Regions from separate parts of the Homo sapiens genome. Here region 2 is linked to region 1. Evidence: chromatin contacts called from ENCODE Hi-C or POLR2A ChIA-PET data. All regions are on one chromosome and are shown on one strand. Each heading gives the region's core, a stretch centred on a gene start or an enhancer-like site at or near the end of the contact. The rest is flanking DNA. Distances are from core to core; before and after follow the strand shown. Region 1 has its middle 30 kb from the start of SNORA75. Region 2 holds the start of LINC00471 (long intergenic non-protein coding RNA 471).

The links. A loop is a pair of places that touch in the nucleus more often than their neighbours do. ChIA-PET counts read pairs that join two places held with the same protein, here RNA polymerase II (POLR2A). Pooled maps may share reads with other maps.
Region 2: a map of endothelial cell of hepatic sinusoid shows a loop between it and region 1 (4-fold over the local background). The contact joins the promoter of LINC00471 here to the enhancer-like site in region 1. A Hi-C loop is called at or near these places in 1 of 168 maps with a recorded cell type or tissue (endothelial cell of hepatic sinusoid) and 1 of 50 pooled maps. POLR2A ChIA-PET finds 5 or more read pairs at or near these places in 1 of 52 experiments (OCI-LY7).

What each region holds. Positions count from the first base shown.
Region 1 is chr2:231,424,679-231,428,159 of GRCh38, forward strand. No RefSeq gene overlaps it. Among named protein-coding and RNA genes, the nearest start is that of SNORA75, 30 kb to the right of the region's middle. Within about 2 kb of position 2,138, at least 2 of the 41 ENCODE cell types and tissues checked have a DNase peak (open chromatin) inside an H3K27ac peak, as active enhancers do.
Region 2 is chr2:231,512,494-231,515,889 of GRCh38, forward strand. It overlaps LINC00471 (long intergenic non-protein coding RNA 471), which reads right to left and starts at 1,884. Exons shown (of 5, transcript NR_199863.1): 1 at 1,604-1,884; 2 at 1,034-1,139. RefSeq lists enhancers at 1,227-2,036, 1,607-1,786 and a silencer at 1,897-2,116.

The DNA.
Region 1 (3,481 bases), core at 888-3,387:
ACCTTGCCTTTTAATTCAAAGAGCACGTGGAAGGACTCGTGGGAAGAGCACCTCCAGTTTAAAAACAAAAGACCCATCCCCTGCTTGCCTCCACCTGAGTCTCAGAGCCCACCCTTCCCAAGCGCTTAGGACCACTGTCTCTCTTCTGTGGTCAACATCCATTGCTCCACTAATCCTTCTCCATAGCCTTTTCTTTTCTTTTCTTTTCTTTTTTTTTTTTTTTTTTGAGACGGGGTCTCATTCTGTTGCCCAGGCTGGAGTGCAGTGGTGCCATCTCGGCTCACTGCAACCTTTGCCTCCCAGGTTCAAGCGATTCTCACACCTCAGCCTCCCAAGTAGCTGAGATTACAGGCACCTGCCAACACGCCCAGCTAATTTTTGTATTTTTAGTAGAGACAGGGTTTCACCATGCTGGCCTCGAACTCCTGACCTTATGTGACCCGCCCACCTCAGCCCCCCAAAGTGCTGGGATTGCAGGCCTGAGCCACCGCGCCTAGCTCCATGGCCTTTTAAATGGGCTCAAGACTTTTACGTGTTGAAAACAAACAAAAACAAGAAACTCCTTCAACCCCATGAACCTCTTCAGCTGTGTCCCTACTCTCATCCCACAGCCACATTCCCTGAGGGAATTGTAGTCTCTGCAGTCCCGTTCCCCAGTTACTCCTCAAGACCCTGCACCCCGCTCATCCAGAGTCAGAAATAGTGGAGAGTTCTTGGTCTTGCTTGGTGTCTGGTCTGTCCTCCCAGCTCTGAACGACCACATCCTCTGCCAACATCAAGCAGGACTTCAGCTGGACAGGATGTGGCTCATGACAGCCACTTTCACATGGTTCCCAGAAGGGGAGCCAAAGGGTAGGAGGTCTCAGAGGTGGCAGCCTTCAGTCTCCTGCGAGAGGGAGAGGAGCCGCTGGTCTTCTCTTCCGCAAGTGACCAGTCAGGAGTCCGAGTCCACCCACAGAGGTTGCAGAAAGCAACAGGGCTTGCTCCAAAAGCCTGAACATCACTGGGGTCTGGGGCTGTAAGGGGGTACCGGGGGGCTCATGAGAGGGCAGTGTAAGTGCCTTCCTGCCCATCTTCAAGCCAGGCCCTGGAGCCAGCCACCTGCCTCAGCAATTTCCCCATTGCCAGTTCCAGGCCAGGTGAGACTCGTAAAATCACTCACAAAGCAGAATGTGTAGTCAGAGCTGGGGAAGCACCAGCCTGAGGGGCAGGAGGCTAAAGTCAGGAGCTGTGTACTAAGCAATTCACACGCTCCCTCTCCCCAGAGAGATCTGGCCTTTGTGCCTTTGTCCTGGCTCCTGGAAGACCACACCTGATGGTTTACCGTTACCCTAATGAGGTGACTCATGATGGGCCCCTGAGGGCGAGAGCTGTCAGAGCAACCCCCGGGGCGAAGAAACAAGCTAGAGACCCAGTTCAACCTCACAGGCAATGATTCCATCACCCTGCCCACAGAGGGAAACTGCAACACAAATTCTGACATCAAAGCCCGGGGAAGCTTCCGTGGTTGGCGGTACTCTGCGAATTGTCATACATCACAGCAAGGAGGAGGTGATGCCACACCCGTTGGCGGTACTCTGCGAATTGTCACACATCACAGCAAGAAGGAGGTGATGCCACACCGGTGGCTGCCAGCTCCTCATCAGGACCCTCCCTGGACTCTACCCTGTGTCTCTTCCTTTGGCTGGTTCTAATTAGTATCCTTTCCCGTTCATAAACATGGGGGCAATAGTGCTGTGCTTAAGGAAGCACCAGCAATTGGAGGTGAACCCAGACAGGAAGAATCCAGCCCCAGCCTTGTCCCGCCGTCTGAGGATGACACCAGGAAGTCCTGACCTCCCAGGACCTGAAGCAGAAGGGCGCTTGGTATGGTGACATGGGCGGGACGGTCTGCCACTGGGTCGACCAGCCCACCTTTGTGATGAACCTAAGTAGATTAATTTCATTTTCTGGGAGGGTGTAGTGGGTGGAGGGCACAGATAGTCAGCCAAAGTATCATCCCAGACCCAAAGAATCAGGGGATCTGTTTGCTTTTTCAATAAAAAGAGATGGGGGTAAGTTTGTGCAGATACGAGGAGCACTTAAAATCACAGGTAGAATAATAGGAGAAGAACAGAATTGTCTGAGTTTAGTGCAAGGAGAGGGAGAGGCCTCAGAGCCACTGGGGCAAACCCCAGCCCTTGCAAACAACGCTTCCTCAACACCCGTAGGCAGCCATGGTTTTTTCGGATGGATCTAGCTTGGGGCAACCACAGCTTAAGGAAGAACTAGGGGTACCGTGTCTTCAGCTGGGGAGCAGAGCCCACAGGCCTGCTGAGCCCTCAGCCTCCAGTTCCCCGGTGGGGCCTTCCAGCTTCACTGCTTCCTCAGAGCCTGTGGGAACATTGCTACCTCCACCCTTCACCATGATTGGTGTGGGCCTTTGCATTATCCTCTGTTAACCTGCAGGTGGTCTTAACCTGGGGTCCACGAATGCCCACAGGGTCCACAGAGAGCATTCAGGGGACTCATATGCATGGATGGGAATAAATAGACATCTTTGTTTTCACCAACCCTTAACTTTTCTTCAAAATTTGTTAAGGTAGTGGCAAAAAACCACAATAGTATTAGCAGTTCTGTGACTTTGTCACTATATCAGTCAGATCGCAACCAGAGAAACACAACCAGCAGGAGGTACAGCCCATGCTCCTGATTCGTGGTGGTTATGTTCTATAAAATCACCACAAACACTGGATTAGTGAATGTTGAAGCTTTGCTCCTGGGAGAAATTAGGTTCCTCCTTAGGTACCTGTGAGGGTCTGGTCACAGTATTTTCTTTCTTTCTTTTTTTTTTTTTGGACCGAGTCTCACTCTATTGCCCAGGCTGGAGTGCAGTGGTGTGTGGTGCATTCTCAGCAAACTGCAACCTCCACTGCCTGGATTCAAGTGATTCTCGTGCCTCAGCCTCCCAAGTAGCTGTGATTACAGGTGTGTGCCACCACGCCTGGCTAATTTTTTTTATTTTTAGTAGAGATGGGGTTTCACCATGTTGACCAGGCTGGTCTCAAACTCCTGGCCTCAAGTGATCCGCTCACCTCGGCCTCCCAAAGTGCTGGAATTACAGGCTTGAGCCACCATGCCCGGCCTAGTCACAATATTTTCCTCAGTCGACCAACGCATAACCTTTTTTTATGTTTGTTTCTGTTTAAAGACACTGAAGTTAATATACAGTTGATTCATTAATTTTTTTTTTTTAGATGCAGTTTTACTCTTGTTGCCCAGGTTGGAGTACAATGACATGATCTTGGCTCACTGCAACCTCCGCCTCCCAGGTTCAAGCCATTCTCCTGCCTCAGCCTGCTGAATAGCTGGGATTACAGGCATGTGCCACCATGCCCAGCTAATTTTTTGTAGTTTTTAGTAGAGATGGGGTTTCACCATGTTGGCCAGGCTGGTCTAACTCCTGACCTCAGGTGATCCTCCTGCCTCGGCCTCCTAAAGT
Region 2 (3,396 bases), core at 634-3,133, 88 kb after region 1:
CCAGGGCTTGGGGACCCCTGGCATAAAGCCCTTGTACAATGGCTGCACATGTGAAACATTCCATATTCATTAGCTGTGTACCCACTAACCCACCTTAATTCTTTCAGGACTCAACTTAAACCTATCTATTTTCAAATTCCAAAGGAGAGACTCTCAGAAGAACATAGTGAGGACTATGTCAAAAGAAGAAATATGAAAACATGTTTGGCAGGTACACAAAGTAATAGACTTTTTTTTTCTTTTTTATTTTTTAATTTAAAACAGCCAGGCAGGGCTGAGGGAAAGCACCGCCCTCCTGGGCCATAAATGAATGGATTTTAATGAATCAATTTAAAGAATGAAGAGATTTAAACCAGTATTACCAGAAAACCAGTATCACTTTACAAACAAAGAACACCTTGGCATTCCCAAAATAACCCACACTTGGTCACGATACATTATGATGTATTACTCTTTGCATAACATTGATATTCAATTTGCTAATATTTCTGGAATTTTTGTATCTATGCTCATTAAAGAGAGAGTGGTCTGTGATTTCTCAAAATGACCTGGTCAGGTTTTGGTATCCAGTTTAGTGTGGACTTGTAATACTAGTTGAAAAGTGTTTGCAATAGCACTTTTGAGGTTTGTGTTTTTTGTTTTTGTTTTTGTTTTTTTGCTTTGAGACCGACTCTGTCTCCCAGGCTGCAGTGCAGTGGCACGCTCACTACAACCTCCGCCTCCCGGGTTCAAGCAATTCTCCTGCCTCAGCCTCCCGAGTGGCTGGGACTACAGGTGGGAGACACCACGTTCGGCTAATTTCTGTATTTTTAGTAGAGACGGGTTTCACGATGTTGCCCAGGCTGGTCTCAAACTCCTGAGCTTAAGCGACCCACCCTCCTCTGCCTCCCAGAGTGCTGGGATTACAGGCGACGGCCACCCAGCCCGGCCAACTTTTGAGATTAAACAATGCAGTTTAACTGCTTTACTCTGGATTTTAATTGTTGGCATTAATAATAAATTCTACTCTGCTCAACTCTGTACATATAATTACCTCATCTCTACTGCCATTGTCCTTAGCTTCTGACATCTCATCTTCCCCATCTTCTACCTCCTTTGGGGAAAGACTTATTTTCTTCAGTTCACCTTGACCTTTTTTCCTGCTCAAAATAGACAAGATTATTATTAGGCACATGACAAGGCCTTCACACATTCCAAGCCAGGCACGTTTTGTCTCTGGTATTTCCAACAGTAAACTGGCATTTGGAATAAACTTATGTTAGGCCTCATCTTAACTTTTAATTTTCATTTGGTATCTTTTACTCACACCAGCGAACAGAAAAACAAATACAAAAGGTGATTTTTGATGTTGTAGGTGAGGTCTCCCATACCTCTTCTTTTGCCACAATCGATAAGTGGAAACTCCTTAAGAAAAAAAAAAAAAAAAAAAAAGACAAATTCCCAGGAATTCCTTCCTATTCCTCTCATTCTGATCCGTCACGTGTTTTCAAGTAACTGTTTAAAAAATATATATATAGTTCCACTACAGACTACTCAAATGGAAGCACATTGGGCCAAAATACAGGGGACAAAGGGCCAAAAACAGTACCTGCAATTCAAGTACCTTTACTTCGCCAGTCAGATAATTCTGTGAACTGGGTCAGCGTCCATCACTACCCCCACCAGAATTCAGAACACACATGAGTCTATAACCCTCGCTGCCCACAGCAGCCCTTGTCCCTAACAGGTTTTCCTTTAAGGCTGTCGCGGTGCGCCCCTGCAAGCCACCGCGCGTGACGGACGCGGGCACGACGCCTGGGGACAGCCCGAAGAAAACCGCAGGCGCCGACACGCTGGTGACGCCCTCTCAGCTATTGCCCCAGATCCAAGGCGCGCGGGGAAGACGGCCACGTAAAGATACGGCGCCCTGGTGACTCCGCCTCGCCCAATCAGAGCCCGCGCAACCCCTGAACCAATCCTGAGCCGCGACCCTGGGAGGGGCGGGCGGTGCGGGAGCCTGGGGGCGTGAGTCTTGAGCCGGGGTGGAGGGGGGGCCGCACGTGCTGCGCCTGCGCGTGGAGCGGACATTTTGCTGCGGTCTAGCGCGGGAGGCGGGGTTTTGGGTTCGCTGGTCCAGGTGCGCGCGGTGTCCCAGGTCTTCGCGCCAGGTTGGCGCGGGAGAAGGCCGAGGTGCCCCAGAGTTCGAGGAGTTGGTGACGGTCACGCGGTGCGACGCTCCATGGCGGAGGGGCAGTCGGAAAGTGAATAGCACTCGTTAAAAGCGACCAGTCCGTAAGGGCGCGTGTGTCGGCGCCGTTACGGACCCCAGCGCTCGGGGTCGTTAAACCGTTTAAGTCGCGTCCCGCCCAGTGAGGGCTATGTTAGCGTCCTCGCCGTTTCCAGCCGTGAAGGAGGCACTGAGACGACAGCTGAGGGTCTCTCCGTTAAGGCTGTCGCTGCTGTAGGGGCCCTCGCCCGCTGCGTGTTTGTGCCACCCAGCGTACTGGGTGCTTTTTCAAAATTTTATCATGGACGTCTCAAAACACACGTGTGACTTAGATGGTAAAAGTTTCATTTTTCATTTAAAGAAGTTGAGGCTCGGTAGTTAAGGTTTAATTCTCCATCACTTAATACTCTCGTAGTTTTTTGAGTTGGACTGTCATGAACATGTGCTCTCACAAGGCCTCATGGCCATTAACACCAGTAGCCCCAGTAGGAGGATCAAGCTCCTCGGAGTTAGCCCCATGTTGGAACTTGAACAGTGACACTTTGGGGATATTGTGTGTGTTTTTAGGGGATAGGGAAGGGTGATCTTGAGTAAGGAGCCCTGGCCTTATCCTAGCTTCAGAAAGACCCAAACTGGGAAAGAATGAGAATAGAAAAAACAATCTGCCTACCTGTTTTAGATTTGGTACCTCACCAAACTCTTGTTACCTAGCTAACTTTATGAGATTAGCCCAAATATTTTAAGAAAATATTATATATATCTGATCAAGAACAACTGAAGAAAAGGCAAAAGCCCATTTCATTTAAGAACAGATGCAGGGTTCAAATAAAGTATTAGCAAATTGAATCACCACTCCCTGCCAGGAAGTATTATTAAAATCAATAACAAGGACAGGATAAGTCACAAGCAAAATCCATAAATGTGCCAAAATATGGCACCTTGGCAGTTGAGAAAACCACAGAAGCAAGGTCTCTGTAAGTAATCTGCTCCCTCCCATAAAGCAGGGTCATAAAGGAATTCACTGGCCTACCTCATGTGAAGTAGGTTGTAAGACCCTCATTCCAGAGGAGTCTTGTGCCATACCTGGGGAGGAGAAGTGTCATGCAGAGACGCAAGAAAGAATCTGAGCAAACGGGCCATGCCGAAGTCTCCTCCCACCCCTATGTATGACCATTAGATGATGCCCCTTT